5 separate regions of the Homo sapiens genome follow, and all the other regions are linked to region 3. A link is a contact called in ENCODE Hi-C or POLR2A ChIA-PET data. All regions are on one chromosome and are shown on one strand. Each heading gives the region's core, a stretch centred on a gene start or an enhancer-like site at or near the end of the contact. The rest is flanking DNA. Distances are from core to core; before and after follow the strand shown.

Region 1 (2,700 bases), core at 135-2,634, 2.4 Mb after region 3:
AATACAGAACCCACACATAACCCACATGTAATCAAAATATCACTTATATTTGCTAGCGGAGTTCACAGATGAATTCTGTATGTGCGCCAGATTTATCTTATTTTGTAATGCTGGGGTTAATATTTATTGGTATAAATCAGGGCCCACACTAAGTGTCCTGGGGAGAGGCAATCCAAAGAACGCTTAGTAGCATGATAAAACCGGTCCAAAACGAAAAAAAAGAAAAAAAGCCAAGTCCTAACACAACAGAGCGAATAAGCGACAAATAGATCACAGAAAGCAAAACGAAAACGGTCCTCTCCGGAGTAGCCTGAATAAAAGATCTTCACTCATAACGTTTAATAGTATCCTACCTCACTTCATTCACTTCCCAACTTCCTTTTACTTTTCAAGGGCCACCACGGGGCTTCCCTTTTTCTGGAAGTGTATATTGAAAGGATCTGTACAGGAAAGAGGGAAGGAACGGACAATTCTCAAGAAGGCTGAGAAACAGGTGGGTTAGCAGGAGGAGCATAATCTAGATACTTAAGGGGCAGCTTTAAGATGACAGATGTGGTGGAAGGAAAGACTGCAAATCGGAAGCAGCTCTAGTGTGGCAGATACACTGTGGGCTGATTGCAAGCACCAGAGGGGGGCAAAGGCTAACTCCAGAGTGGTAGCAGTGGAGCAAAAAAACAAGCAGCAGGACGAGTGGGCAATGAGCAGTGGGATTAATGAGCAGCAGCAGCCAACACGGATCAGAGTGGAAGTGATGGCTTTGGTCTTGGGAGACGGGGGCCAGAGGGAAAGGACGTCAGACAGGGAACAGGGGATTGGGGAAACAAGGAGGGCTGAGACCTAAGAATCCTGCCCCGGTGAAAATGCAGGGGGAAAAGCTGGAGACCAAAAGCCGCCTCGGCTCCCCAATTAAAGAAATTCTCGAAGGAGAGTCGCTGCTTGCCGCCGCGCTGCCTTCTGACCCGCTCCCTTTTCCTTATGGTAACTGCTGTGGCGTAAAGGGGAGAGGGAGGAAGAGGAGGAGGAGGAAGAAGACCAAGGAGGAGGAGGGTGAAGATGAGGCGGGGGGTGGGGAGAAAGGGGGGTGCGGCCTGTACAGTCCCAGCGAAGCCTCCGCTCTCTCGTAGCCGGTCAGCCCCGGGTTTCCCCTAAGCCCAGCCCCGCATAGACTCACCCGCCTGCCTTGCCTCGCTTTTCCCTCAGCCGACTCCACGGGCTGCCGCGTCCTCACAAGAAACCACCGAACGAGCGTCGGGGAAAAAACTCTTCAGAACCGGGCCTGATTGCTTCAGCGAGTCCGACCTTTACGGCTGAGAGAGAGACTCTCAGCTTTCGGTGGGTTCCACAGCCAGACGGGCCACCATCTTACATTAGGGTAAGACTCCTCCGGCCTCCCGTGCGCAGGCGCACGCTGATCCGGCCAGGAGGGGCGGGGGAGGGGCGGGAGGAGCGGCGGGCGGCTGAGTGGGAGGTTGCGGTGGCCGCTCCCGCAGCACCCTGGGAGTTGAAGTCCTCGGAGGGTAACCTCCCAGGGGCACGCCGGGAGTTGAAGTCCTCTCTCAGAGGGCGGAGGGGATCGCCCACCTCACGTGGCTGCTGGACTGATGCCTTTCTTCGTGTTTTGCTTCCTTCTCTGCACGCGTGTGCTGCTTCAATGTCATTTGGTCGGCGGTTTTCACTAGTGATTCCGTGTCCTCGGTGTTTGCGGAAATGTGCTACCCCAAGACTGGGGCGAGGCTAAACAGTTTTTCGGGGAGCCCGGAATGTTTATTCTCTGCCCCGCCCACCAGGGATATCTAAAGGGGGCGGGGTGGAGGTGGAGGCAGGTTGTGGGTACGAAGAGCGCGGGATTTGATCCAGGGTGAGAATTTGATACAGACTTGGCGTCTGTTTGCGAACAAGGAGGAAACAGGCGCCTGTTTAATTCATTTCCCTGTCCTTGCGCATTTGGGGCCACCACCCTTGATCCCTTCTTCACTGTAAAATCACCAGTGAAGACATACACTAAATTGTTCTGTGCAGATTACCCAAGAGAACGGAACACCCGTGCACTTACAATAACGTGCTTCTGTTGGTGTGAATTTGAGAATTTGCGGACCTCGGTGCAAATTAGTGTTAGTTCGGTGTCCAGCCAGCACAGCTGTGTGCAAGTTTACAAACTACACACATCGGCACATCCCCAAGAACAATAAATGCAGCCACAATCCCTACGAGCACTGAGGAATCATCAGTCACAAAAGTCAGTCAATGTACTGGTCGCCCCGTTTGCATCCCAGAACTCTGGTGGAAGTGGCGCTCGAAGCAGTAACTTTTGCTTATTGCATGTATTCTTCACCCACTCATACAGCAAATACTCAATGAGCTCCTCCTAGCTGCCGGGTACTCTTCTATATATTGAGAATACAATGGTGAGCAAAATAGAAAAAATTCCCTGTCCCTATTCTAGTGATGTGTTGGGATGAGGAAGAGGAGAGAAGAGGCATTATTTTAAAAATACGTGATTAAAATGCATAGTATGTCATAACCGATTTTAAAAACTTAAAGCAGGGAAGGGGAGTAGGGAAAGAGGTTGCAGTTTTAAATTTACGAACTTAATTTCATAATAAGCCCTCAATTCATTGTTTTTTCTTTTTTTTTTTTTTTGAGACGGAGTCTAGCTCTGTCACCCAGGCTGGAGTGCAGTGGCGCGATCTCGGCTCACTG
Region 2 (2,700 bases), core at 8-2,507, 2.4 Mb before region 3:
AACAGCACTCTTCTCCAGATGCTGGAAAGGATTGGAGCCACTACCTATTTATAAAACAAAACAAAAAAATGTCCTGAACAGCTGTTCTACACAAACTTATATACTTTCCAGAGAAGGGTACTGAATGCTTGGGAAGTGAACACTTGGATGGCACAGTGATAATCATGGCTAATACGCATACGAACTGAATGAAATCATTTTGATCCCGGCTCTGTCACTGCCATACTCGAAGAGCTGAGACTTCTCTTTCGCAGCAACCCTCTCCAAAATGAGTGTCTTCTTTCCCTGCCCTCTTTTTCCATGAATGTTAAAAATGTGTCATTTCCACAACAACGAAGATTAATGAGATTGTAGTAGGGTGCTTTTGATTTCCTTAGGTAAGCAGTATTTTATGTGTTTCTAACACTTAAGGAGAGGCAGAAACGAAGTTTCCCAGAGAATCATGCAGGCGTAAAGGTGCAAGAGGCCATGGAGGTTGACTAACCCAACCCCCTCTCACACTGTGGGAGATGCTACCAAACACTGAGAATTTTTTTCTTTTTGAGGATGCTTGGCATCTTCCCCATTTGCTCTGGACCAAAGACGGGCATCAAGACGCAGGTCACTTCTGGACACCTGAGCATTCAACGAGCTGTGTCCCACGGGACAGTCTTGCCCCCGGGGACCTGGACAGAGCCGGTGACCCCAGGAAAACGATAAGGTACCAGGCACCTGAACGTTCCTCCACACACACCCTGTGCCGTCGACCCCAGCCCCGGGAACAGGGTGCTCCCACTAGGGGTCCGACCCTACCAGCACCCCTGGACGCGGAGACGCGCGCACGCCCTCGGCCCCCGCCGGAGGCCCGCGCGCAGGGGAGGAGGCGGCTCGGAGGGGCTGCGCCGCAAGAGGGGCGGGAACGGGGCGCGCGCGGGCGCCGGGGCGGGAGCGCGCGGCCCGAAGGGAGGCTCCGGCGCCCGGGGGAGGGGCTACGGGCAGGCCCCGGGCAGCCGCGAGGGGAGGGGAGGGGCCGGCTCCAGCTCCGGCCCCCTGGCACGGCGGCGCCCACGCCCCCAGCCCCGCCGGCCTGAAAGCAGGTGGCGGCGGGCGGGGGAAGGGGCGTCCCGCGGCTGAGGGTGGGCCTCGGAAGCCCCGCGCGTACCAGACTCCTCGTCCTTCTTGTCGAATTTTTTAATCATCTTGGACGACTTCCCAGCGCCCAGACCCACCGCAACCGTCCCAGGCGCCGCAGCCGGCGAGCGGAAGAGGCTGCAGGAAGGCCGGCCCCGCGCTCTCACGCCGGTTGGGCCGCCGCGCCTTCACTCGGGGCCAAGGCCCGCCCTCCCCGGCCGCCCTCGGCCCCCGGGACGCAGCCACGCCCCCTTCTCCTCTTGCGGCCCGCCGGAGACTTCGGCTCGACCCTCCCGGCTTGCGACCCGGGAGCCCACGCCCGCAGCAGCAGGAATGTGGTTTTATTTGGGTGGCGACTTCTGCGGACCCCTCAGTCTCAAGAGAGCGAGGCGGGAGGACTGAGGGGTCTGTGTTCACCCGATGACCGTGGCCTTTTTGATAATCCACTGCGGGGCCCTCCCGTTGCGGAAGGCGCTCTCCCCGGGCGCGGTTCTGGTGGGCATGTCTTCCAAGAGCGATGCGAGTGTCAGTGGTTCCCGAATCACTTTGGAAATTGGCCTTTCACTCGCTGACTTCTTGGAAGCTACGACAAAGCACAGGCACCCTGGTGAATGTGGCTTTTCAGAAGTACTCGAAGGATACTTAATGTGAGATGTAAAGGAGACGCACTTGGAGGGACCAGAGGCTGGTCTTTAGAGGGTAGATTTTGGACCGTGTAATACCATTCCCAACCTATTTTATAATTTTTGGATTCCTTCATTTCATCAAAACCCAGTGGAAAATTCATTGCCAGTTTAGAGTCTTCCTTGTTCAAGCCTATTTCTTTCAATGATTCCATCTGAAACCATATTGACACTTAAGAAACTCACTAAATTAACGTGCATTCATTCCTAACTCATGTTCCTCTTTTTCTCAGAGTGTATGCTGGCTTTCTGTTCTCTTGTCTAAGAGTGTAGCTAAGAAACTTTGTCTGCCTTTGGCTTCACTGGCATAACTTGTTTAGAAATGTAAATTGGGTCTATACTCAACAGGATCGTGCCCCTGCAAAATTAGAGAAATTCTAACCTAGATTACATTCTACATCCTAGAGAAATTCTTTCCCTGAAATACAGATTTAAGATGAACTGTTGATATCCTACATATGGTATCATTTAAGATTTAACTCCGACTTGACTAAATGTACTATTAACTACTATGTTTGCTTTATATGGCTTGTAAAGGTCAAGTCATACTTTGTAGGTGGAGTTTTCTTTGAAGGAAATAGAAGTCTGCACTCATTTATTCTGGGGGTGAAAATAAACAGGCTTTGGGGAAGGAAACATCCTCTTCCTCTTCCTTGGCCCAAGGGTATTGGGAACCTAGGCAGAGACAGTGTAGATAATAGGCCCAGAGGTTCTCAAGGTGGGTAATGCCCCGGAGACCTGCTGAGAAGTAGAAGGACCTGAGTTCAGATTTGGGGCTGACCCTAAGACTAGCCCCTTGTAAAGCAAGATCAATCATTCTCTGCTGTTCTTCAGCTTTTCTGTATATCTATGAAGTTTTGTTTAATACCACAGGTTGTTTTTAGCTGTGCAGTATTTACGGAGTTAA
Region 3 (2,700 bases), core at 119-2,618:
AAAACTGAGTTCGACAGTCTGAGTTTCTATGAAGAAAAGTTTAATAAATTATTCTCAAGGTAACAGTTTCAGAAGAAAAAGTTTTTAAACATTTTAAATATTTAAGAAGTTTTATTTCCTGGTAACAACTGTTAAAAATAATTTACAAATGTAATTTATTTACGCTGGTTGATAACAGAAAAAAATATATAAATTATTATAAAACTTTCTGAAGTCAAAATTGCTTTATTTACTAGGTTCAGGCATCATACGTCCAAAAATGTGAGGCTCCAAATTCAGGCGCAGCGGAGAGTGTGTTAATGAAGTTAGTGCTGGTATACTGACACCCTAGAGAAAAACCAGGTTTTCAGTTTATGTATCAGGTGCATGCAAAGGGCATTAAAAAAAAAGTGCTCTACAACGTTGGTCAGAAATGACTACATTACTTCTACTGGTATGAAAAACTGCAAACCCATCTCAGCCCCTATCAGACTGGCAGACACTAGTCCTGAAGCAACTGGGCCTAATCCAAAACTTCGGCGCAGCAGGTCACAGAGGAGGCGCCTGGGAAAGAGGAGATATCAAGTGAAAGTGAAGCAGGGAGAAGCCAGAAGCCGCCCCAGGCAGGTCAGAAAAGACTGTGGGGCTGGGAGGGAGGATGACAGGGTGTGGGGAGTGGGTGGGAGGAGGGGGTGTTATCAGAGGGAGAGCACTAAATGACACAAAGCAAAGGCAATCCTTAAAATGCCAATTCACCCTGGGAGACAGGGTGTGCACAGTGGAAAAGCAGGGTTTGGGTCCTGAACCCAGGAAAACCATTTCACAGACAAGTACACCGAGGTATGGGTTTCAAATACGGTCCTGCAACAAGGGAGCAGTACAGTTACGAGTAGACTGTGAGCCCTTGCAGGGTATAATTCAACCTGGCATTCCCCGCCCGCCCCAGCAGTGCCTAGCACTTGGCACAACCAGGAACTATCTCTGAATGAATGTCCCACGTCTTGAAACTCTAGGCTTCTTCCCAGACACCTGGGCTTCTGGCCTTAATACGCTAGGGTCCAGGACGGGAGAAACCCAGGCTGAGCGGGTCCGGAGAAGATGGGGCCTTGGGGTCCGAGTCCAACCACTGGCCCTCCGCCCGTCCACGGGCACTCACCCGGATGCCCTTCACCACGGTGATGTTCTCATTCTCGTCCGCCTCGAAGGTGACCCGGCGGGTGCTGGTGGTCCCACCCATGATTCCGGTTCCTGCCCCAGCGGAGACCTAGCGGGGAACCACGAGCACTTCGGGGCCCCCGCACCCACACGCGCGTGGAAGGGCCTGGATTCTTTTCCCGCACAGCGGGAGCAAGGCCACGACCCCCAGAAGCAAGGAGAAGGCGCCGGTCCTGAGCTCCCGCCTCCTCCGGTCACGCGCCACAACAAAAACGCCTCAGGTTGGTCGGCGATGCGAACTGCCCGCCTCTGTTCGGCGAGGGCGCCCGGATTGGTTCACCCGACCCGGATGCTATGGCAACAGGTGGTGTTTGATAGCTTTCCGCGGAGTCCCTGGGTGTAGTGGGAACTGTGGTCTCGATCTGGCGCGGTGGGTGATGGGACATTCTCTCCCCGCGCCTGAGCGCGCTAAGGGAGCACGGCATTCTGGGAGTTGTGGTTTTGACTCCCCAGAGACGCCTAACTGGGCAACTTTTTGAAGACATAATTCTAGAAATTTAGGCCACTAAGTTCAGAGACACAATCTTTCTCTCAAAGGGACTCACAGTTTAATGAAAAAGATGCATGATACTAATGAAGCCATTCCTAGTGTTCTATACACAAATTCCTGGCTCAAAACTTAGCGTTTCATTACAGTCGTAGGGTAGCTTAATGAAGACTACTTCTGAGAAATGCCTCGTTAGGTGACCCTGTGATATCTGTGGTTGTGCAAACATCATAGAGTGTACTTACACAAACCCAGATGGTGTAGCCTACTACACACCTGGGCTACTTGGTGTAACCTATTGCTCCCAGGCTGCAAAGATGTACAGCATGTCACTGTACTAAATACTGTAGGCAATTGTAACACAGTGGTATTTGTGTGTACAAATATATGTAAACATAGAAAAGCTACAGCAAAAACAGTGTAAAAGTGATTGCTTTGGCAACACATCTAGGACAATTTGAACAATACAGAGATTAGCACAGCCCCTGAGCAAGGTTGACACATGAATTTCTGAAGCATTCCATTAAAAAAAAAATCAAAGATAAAAAATGGTATGCTTCTATAGGGCACTTACCATGAATGGAGCTTACAGGACTGGAAGTTGCCCTGAGTGAGTCAGTGAGTGAGTGGGGAGTTGAATGTGAAGGCCTGGGACGCAACTATGCAGTACTGTACCTTTTATCAACACTGTGCACTTAGGCAACACTAAATTTATTTTCATATATTTTCATTCTTCAAGAATAAATTGACCTTAGCTTACTGTAACTTTTTAAACTTATAAACTTCTTTTTTTGTGACTTTTTGACTCTTTAATAACACTTAGCTTAAAACACAAACACACTATATAGCTGTACAAAAATATTTCTTTCTTTATATACTTAGTCTATAAGCTTTTTCTATTTTTGAAATTATTTACTTTTTACTTTTTAAACATTTTTGTTAAAAATTAAGACAAACACACACACATTAGCCTAGACCTACACGGGGTCAGGATCATCAATATCACTGTCTTCCACCTT
Region 4 (2,700 bases), core at 181-2,680, 2.1 Mb after region 3:
TTCTGGAACATGCAGTGGGGAAGAAGAAAGCTAAATCTTCACCTTTTATGGTTGGGAGTCAGTAGATTATGCCTGAAACTGAAAAATCAAGAAGTACCAATCCAAGCATGTTATTTAGAGAACTGAGGTAAATGCCTAAAGAATGAGCACAGGTGAAAGTGCTTGCCTCTGAAGAGGAAGAAAGGGAGAGTGTGGGACTGCCGATTTTCGTAAGTTTTGAAAAACTGACTCTTTGAAAACTAGGTACATGATAACCTTGAATAAATTTCATAAATATAAATATGTTTCTATCTCTTCTATATCACTTCACTCACCAGTATTGAGTTTTCAGAGTAACTACTGTATATTAGTATCTAAAAGTTAATTTTCTGTCTTAAAGGCATTAATATGGATGCTAGACTAAATATACAGAAATTCCACTTTTCATAATAATAGCTACCATTACTATGGTCCCAGTATTGTACTAAGCACTTATATTATCTCCAGTCCCCAGAGCAACCATGCAAAGTAGGTACTGTTTCCATTTTACAGATAAGAAATTGATGCTCAAAGAGATTAAATAATTTGCTAGTATGTAGCAGAACTCTCTGATCTCAAAGCCTCTGTTCTTCCTTCCTCCTGGATCCCATCACCTCTTTCTAGAGTTTGCGTTTAAAAGAACTAGGGGCAGGGGGAGGGCAATGTAGCAGTTCAAATAACTCCTCCTTTGGAGGAAGGGCAAGGAAGCAGAAGAGAACCGCTGAAGGATTCAGCAATAGCACTAGGTAGCAGTCTCATGTAACCAAGTTTAACCCACAGTTGAAATTTCCAGTTGGTCATGTGAGCAACGGAAGCAATTTTTAAACTCTGGCCAGGAGCCCCAATGCTTACAAAAATAAAAGCTTTGTTCGGCTCTTATTTTGAAATAAAATAGATGTTCCAGCTGCTCCAACATGGGCCTAAACACTGCAGTGAGAATGCTCAGGACACAAAGTTTTGTGTCCAGAGAAGCCCAGTCATCATTACAAAATTGATCTCTAAAAGGGGTTGGGGGACAGACGGCATAGCTGCTTCCCAAGGAAATGAGTAGGAGGTGACCTGGGTCCTGACTGCCACACTGGCTGGGAGCTTGGACCAGATGATCCTGATGGGTTTCTTCTGAATAAAATTCCGGGTTGTGTTTATCTTGCAGTTTAAATCACTGGGAGCTTCGAGAGTTCTTTGGCTCCTTCCCTTTCTGGAATTATTGTGTGATATAATCAAGACATTTACCTGGCTCTTTAAATCAGTTGGTTTGCCGGCTACAGTGTAGGTAAAGAGTATGTCATAATGGACAATAAAAAGTTGTTTACATACCTCATTTCTGAAAAGTCATGGGCCACTGGCAAGTTAGGAAACGAAAGTGAAATCAGCTGATAGTGACATCAGTCAGAACAAATGTACCAAAGTTCAGAGAGCTGTTTACTAGGCACGACTGCGAAGGCAAGGGGGCACCAGCTCAGGACTGCATCTGCCTGCCATTTCCCTTCCACTCCTCCTTTCTGGAGTCTGACATTAGAAAGCCAGCGAGAAGGAAGATTCAAACAACCAACCCTGATTTCCTGCTTCTCCTTTTCATGAGTGTTCCTGTGGTCTCTGCACCTCCTTTCTGTAAGTACCGATCCTGCAAGCATCACAGCTTACCCAGACGTCTACTACCTTGTAAGACAATTTTGTTTTCTTCTCAGATATTTCATGTTCTGGCAATCCACATAGGGGAACTCACTGGTTGTTCAGTATCTGTGACCCTCCCTCGCTCATGTCTGTATAATCTACATAATCTACCCCCTTTACTCTCTGCTCTCCTTCCTTCCACTCTTCGGCATCAACATGTGTAGCTCTGGCCTCAAAGATGATGAAAGTAAGGCCAGTATAACTGGTTAGAAACGATGCAGGGCTGACTGCACACAGCAGAGTCTTGCACGCAGTGTGTACAAGGACATGGCTGTGGCTTGTGCAATACACTGTTCATCAGAAATAGGTAAACAAAAGCAGGTCACCGACCAACACTAACTAAACCACTATTCAATGGTAGTTACGAACACATCATAAAACTTTAAAATACACACTGAAGATTAATATCAACAGAAAAACTTGTGTTCTTGCCTCAAAGAATGGGACCTAAGAGATGTTTAGATCTTATGTTAGTCATTAGACCAGATTGCTCCTCATGCCCCAGTGGAAATCCATGGTGGTATTTTAGTTCTCTTGATGCATATTTTAAGAGATTTTTTTTAATGTGGGCTTAGTTTCACTAATAACTTCCACTATGCTTCTTCGCCTATAAAATCAAAGGCTCCTTTGAAAGAGGGAAAAGACACATATTTCCTTCTTCCCTCATGATAACTGAAGAGCATTTTTCAGTATCCACTTACCATACCCCATTCCCCAAAATCTCAGGTCTGAGACTCAGTCCATGAGATATTTTTTCAATCTTGCACATATTCCCCTTTCTCAACTTTCTTTCCAGCTTAGTCCCTGCTTTATCTAATTACTAAGGCTGTTTTGAATGCCTGTTTTATAAATTTCTTTTTTTTTCATAAATGTAGCACATAATTCTAAAAATATTTTACTGCAAATAGAGAACAATTGCCTGTAATGTCACCACCCAGAGCTACCACAGCTAACATTAACATTTTCAAATACTTCTTTAGTCTCTTTCTCCTATGCCTCTTTATATGG
Region 5 (2,700 bases), core at 185-2,684, 2.9 Mb after region 3:
CTTACTTGCTTCCTAACACAGCCTCTGAAGCAAAAACCCAGGTCAGGTCCTATTCTTTGAAGAGTTAAAATCTAGACTGGGTTCTCACACTTTTAGAAGGTGAGCAAGATGCCATCCGTGGTTGTCATAAAATTATACTTGTTTTGGAAGATTCATTTTAGATTATCACTAAATTAAAATCACATGTTAAGTTCTCTCATAATTACAAAGGCACAGTTTCAGGATGGAAAGACAGGCTAGCTTGGAATTTTAAGTTTCCCACTCTGCCACAATGTCGATTCAGTTTTATATTTGGGGCTGAGGTTTGAGTTTGTCTTTCTTCATCATGATTTTACCCCCCAAATACACTGCCACTAAACTGCATTGCTATTTACTACACATGTAAGCATTTCAGGTGAAATCAGGGAGAAGAATGGAATAACTGAAGTTAACATGCTTGTTTAAAAACTATTCAGATACCTTAAACATTCCCAGATGCCAGTTGACAACCTTACCACTTGAAGCAAATATGTATTTGTTGTGGTGGGGGAAAGGAAAAAGGCCACACCCAAAGTTAAGACACCACAGTGAAGTGATACTCAGTTTCAGAATTTTAACTATTTCTATTTTCGGTACTCTTTTCACGGTCAATGAATTCTTCAACTTCACACCAGGCCGAGAGTTAAAAAACATGTTCCTCTGATCCTAATTACTTAGGTTACTTCATTTAGTAATGGGTAAGTCCAAGATGGAGAATTACCTCATTCAAAGAAAGGTTTAAGTAACTTTGGTGTAGAAGAGGGCCAAACTCAAATGATCAGTGCGCAGAAGAAACTCTGGATGAGCCAGACACCACTCCTCCCCTCCCCCAAGAGGCCAGGAAGTCAGGTAGCGCCTAACTGTATTAACGCAGCAGTTACCTGACACAGAACGCTACCAAGTTACCTGGACCCTTCTTTCAGTTTAGCTCCTCCCTAGACGCCCCTCTCTCCTTGGTGCCGCCTCCACCCAGGAAGTCTCTCCTCCCGCCCACCCCCATCCCCGCAGTCCAGCTCCCATCAGCTTCCTCAGCCTCATCTCCAGCCCACCTCCGTGTTCTCGCCTACTCTTCTCATCCCCGCTTACCTTGGCCACATAGTCTTTCACCTCATCCAAGTCTCCGTTTTTCAGGGCCCACATGAACTCCTTGTCGCACATCACTGCAGCGGGGCAGGCCGGTTGGCCGGGCAGAAGATGAGGAGGCGGTGGCAGCAGCAAGCGGATGCCGCCGGGCGAGAGGGAGGCAGGGCCGCGCGAAGCCGGAGAGGAGAAGAAGAGAAGGAGGGTTAGGCTGCCAGGCGGGCGAGGCAGTTGGCCGCGGCGACCGTTCGGGCGGGAGAAAGAAAGTTCTTTTGCGGCCACCGGGCCCAGCAGAGAGGTTCCGCCTGGCCGAGGAGAGGCAGGAACCTTTACACTTCCGGTTCACTCCCCGCTAGGACCCTCCCCCAACTTCCTCTTCCTCTTCTCCTCCGCGGAACGCCTCTCTCTGGGTCCGCGGCGCGAACGCCACTAGTGCGCATGCGCAATGTACAGGCTGCCGGGAAGGCTAGAGTGGAGGGTAGGAGCCGGCGACAAGTGGGCGGGACTGGGAGGCAGAATGAAGGAGGCCCGGGGGAGGTCAAGACAGCGAATGGAGGAAGAGTGAGAGTACTTTCGATGGGATTAGGACGCTTCTGCACCACCATTAATGGGAAAAACTTTACTTTTTAAAAAACATAATCTTGGAGGGCATCTTGCTCAGCTTCTAAAAATGTATAGGAAGAGTGTTTAATTTGAATTCCTTCTTCCTTGCCTTTTCCCCTTCCCTCCCTCCTTTTCACCCCTCCCTCTCTCCGTCATCCAGTCTGACTGGGCTAAAAACGATGGAATAACGCTATTCCTGCCCTCCAGGAAATCTTCAACACTAAAACTACAATGTAAATTGAGTGTGTTAACACTATGTATAATGTTCCCTGGAGCAAAAAACTTAAGTGTGTGGCAGGAAAAAAAAAATTAACTCATCTTCCTGACCAGCAAATGACGTCCAGGCATTCAGTTTGATGCCGTAAAGTGGAGCAAACCAAACTGTCTAGTACAATTTGCGTTTTTTAAATTTACTGTTTGTTTTTAATGGTTTGAAACTTCAGGACTGTTCTGGTGAAGTCAGTTCTGTTCTTCCTAGGGTTTAGTTGTAATGCCATAGTGCATAGCTACCACTTGAATTGTTCCTCACAACCCTAATGATCCAGGCATGCGCACATGAACATAGATCCAATAAAAGCTCTTATTGGAGCTAGAAATATACGTATAATATATATACATATATAACTATTACTATATATAAAACTCATATATATAATCTATTATTTGTAACCCACTAAACACATTAACTAAGCTACTTTACCACCATTGCCGTACAGTGTAGGGGTTCCAAACAGACTCTGGAGCCAAATTGTTTAGTTTGCGATACAGGTCCCACTTCTTGCTAATTTTGTGTCTTCTTGGGCAAGTTACTGAACCCCCTTCTGCTTCAGTTTTCCACTTGTGTAAAATGGGGATGTCAATAGTGTTTGGAAATGTATTTTTTTTTTTTTTGCTATCATTTAGAGTAGAATAGCAAATGGGTTTCAAATCAGAAGAAATCCCTCCAAATATTAACATCTACCTAGATTGTCATTTGTTAATTTTACTCCCTGATAATTA

Evidence for each region. A loop is a pair of places that touch in the nucleus more often than their neighbours do. ChIA-PET counts read pairs that join two places held with the same protein, here RNA polymerase II (POLR2A). Pooled maps may share reads with other maps.
Region 1: a loop to region 3 is called in a map of CD4-positive, alpha-beta T cell, with 15 times the contacts of the local background. The contact joins the promoter of CNOT4 here to the promoter of CHCHD3 in region 3. A Hi-C loop is called at or near these places in 3 of 168 maps with a recorded cell type or tissue (CD4-positive, alpha-beta T cell, CD8-positive, alpha-beta T cell and naive thymus-derived CD4-positive, alpha-beta T cell) and 9 of 50 pooled maps.
Region 2: a map of CD4-positive, alpha-beta memory T cell shows a loop between it and region 3 (20-fold over the local background). The contact joins the promoter of COPG2 here to the promoter of CHCHD3 in region 3. A Hi-C loop is called at or near these places in 1 of 168 maps with a recorded cell type or tissue (CD4-positive, alpha-beta memory T cell), 1 of 37 single-sample maps with no recorded cell type and 4 of 50 pooled maps.
Region 4: a map of naive thymus-derived CD4-positive, alpha-beta T cell shows a loop between it and region 3 (11-fold over the local background). The contact joins the promoter of TMEM140 here to the promoter of CHCHD3 in region 3. A Hi-C loop is called at or near these places in 2 of 168 maps with a recorded cell type or tissue (CD4-positive, alpha-beta memory T cell and naive thymus-derived CD4-positive, alpha-beta T cell) and 7 of 50 pooled maps. POLR2A ChIA-PET finds 5 or more read pairs at or near these places in 1 of 52 experiments (CD4-positive, alpha-beta T cell).
Region 5: a map of naive thymus-derived CD4-positive, alpha-beta T cell shows a loop between it and region 3 (26-fold over the local background). The contact joins the promoter of MTPN here to the promoter of CHCHD3 in region 3. A Hi-C loop is called at or near these places in 2 of 168 maps with a recorded cell type or tissue (CD4-positive, alpha-beta memory T cell and naive thymus-derived CD4-positive, alpha-beta T cell) and 8 of 50 pooled maps.

Annotation. Positions count from the first base shown.
Region 1 is chr7:135,508,718-135,511,417 of GRCh38, forward strand. It overlaps CNOT4 (CCR4-NOT transcription complex subunit 4), which reads right to left and starts at 1,385. Exons shown (of 12, transcript NM_001190850.2): 1 at 1,172-1,385. RefSeq lists enhancers at 455-1,360, 1,131-1,330, 1,361-2,265, 1,641-1,760, 1,911-2,080 and a silencer at 1,331-1,570.
Region 2 is chr7:130,667,491-130,670,190 of GRCh38, forward strand. COPG2 (coat protein complex I subunit gamma 2) reads right to left here and starts at 1,258. Exons shown (of 24, transcript NM_012133.6): 1 at 1,142-1,258; 2 at 1-44. The coding sequence starts at 1,178. It overlaps TSGA13 (testis specific 13), which reads right to left. Exons shown (of 8, transcript NM_052933.4): 8 at 1,153-1,693. The coding sequence ends at 1,524. RefSeq lists an enhancer at 461-570 and silencers at 841-1,430, 1,521-1,630.
Region 3 is chr7:133,080,722-133,083,421 of GRCh38, forward strand. It overlaps CHCHD3 (coiled-coil-helix-coiled-coil-helix domain containing 3), which reads right to left and starts at 1,369. Exons shown (of 8, transcript NM_017812.4): 1 at 1,136-1,369. The coding sequence starts at 1,216. It also overlaps the pseudogene RNU6-92P. RefSeq lists enhancers at 1,102-1,736, 1,152-1,331, 1,542-1,651.
Region 4 is chr7:135,146,642-135,149,341 of GRCh38, forward strand. It overlaps TMEM140 (transmembrane protein 140), which reads left to right and starts at 1,431. Exons shown (of 2, transcript NM_018295.5): 1 at 1,431-1,629. It also overlaps a transcript of CYREN not described here. RefSeq lists an enhancer at 1,210-1,709.
Region 5 is chr7:135,975,925-135,978,624 of GRCh38, forward strand. It overlaps MTPN (myotrophin), which reads right to left and starts at 1,435. Exons shown (of 4, transcript NM_145808.4): 1 at 1,105-1,435. The coding sequence starts at 1,176.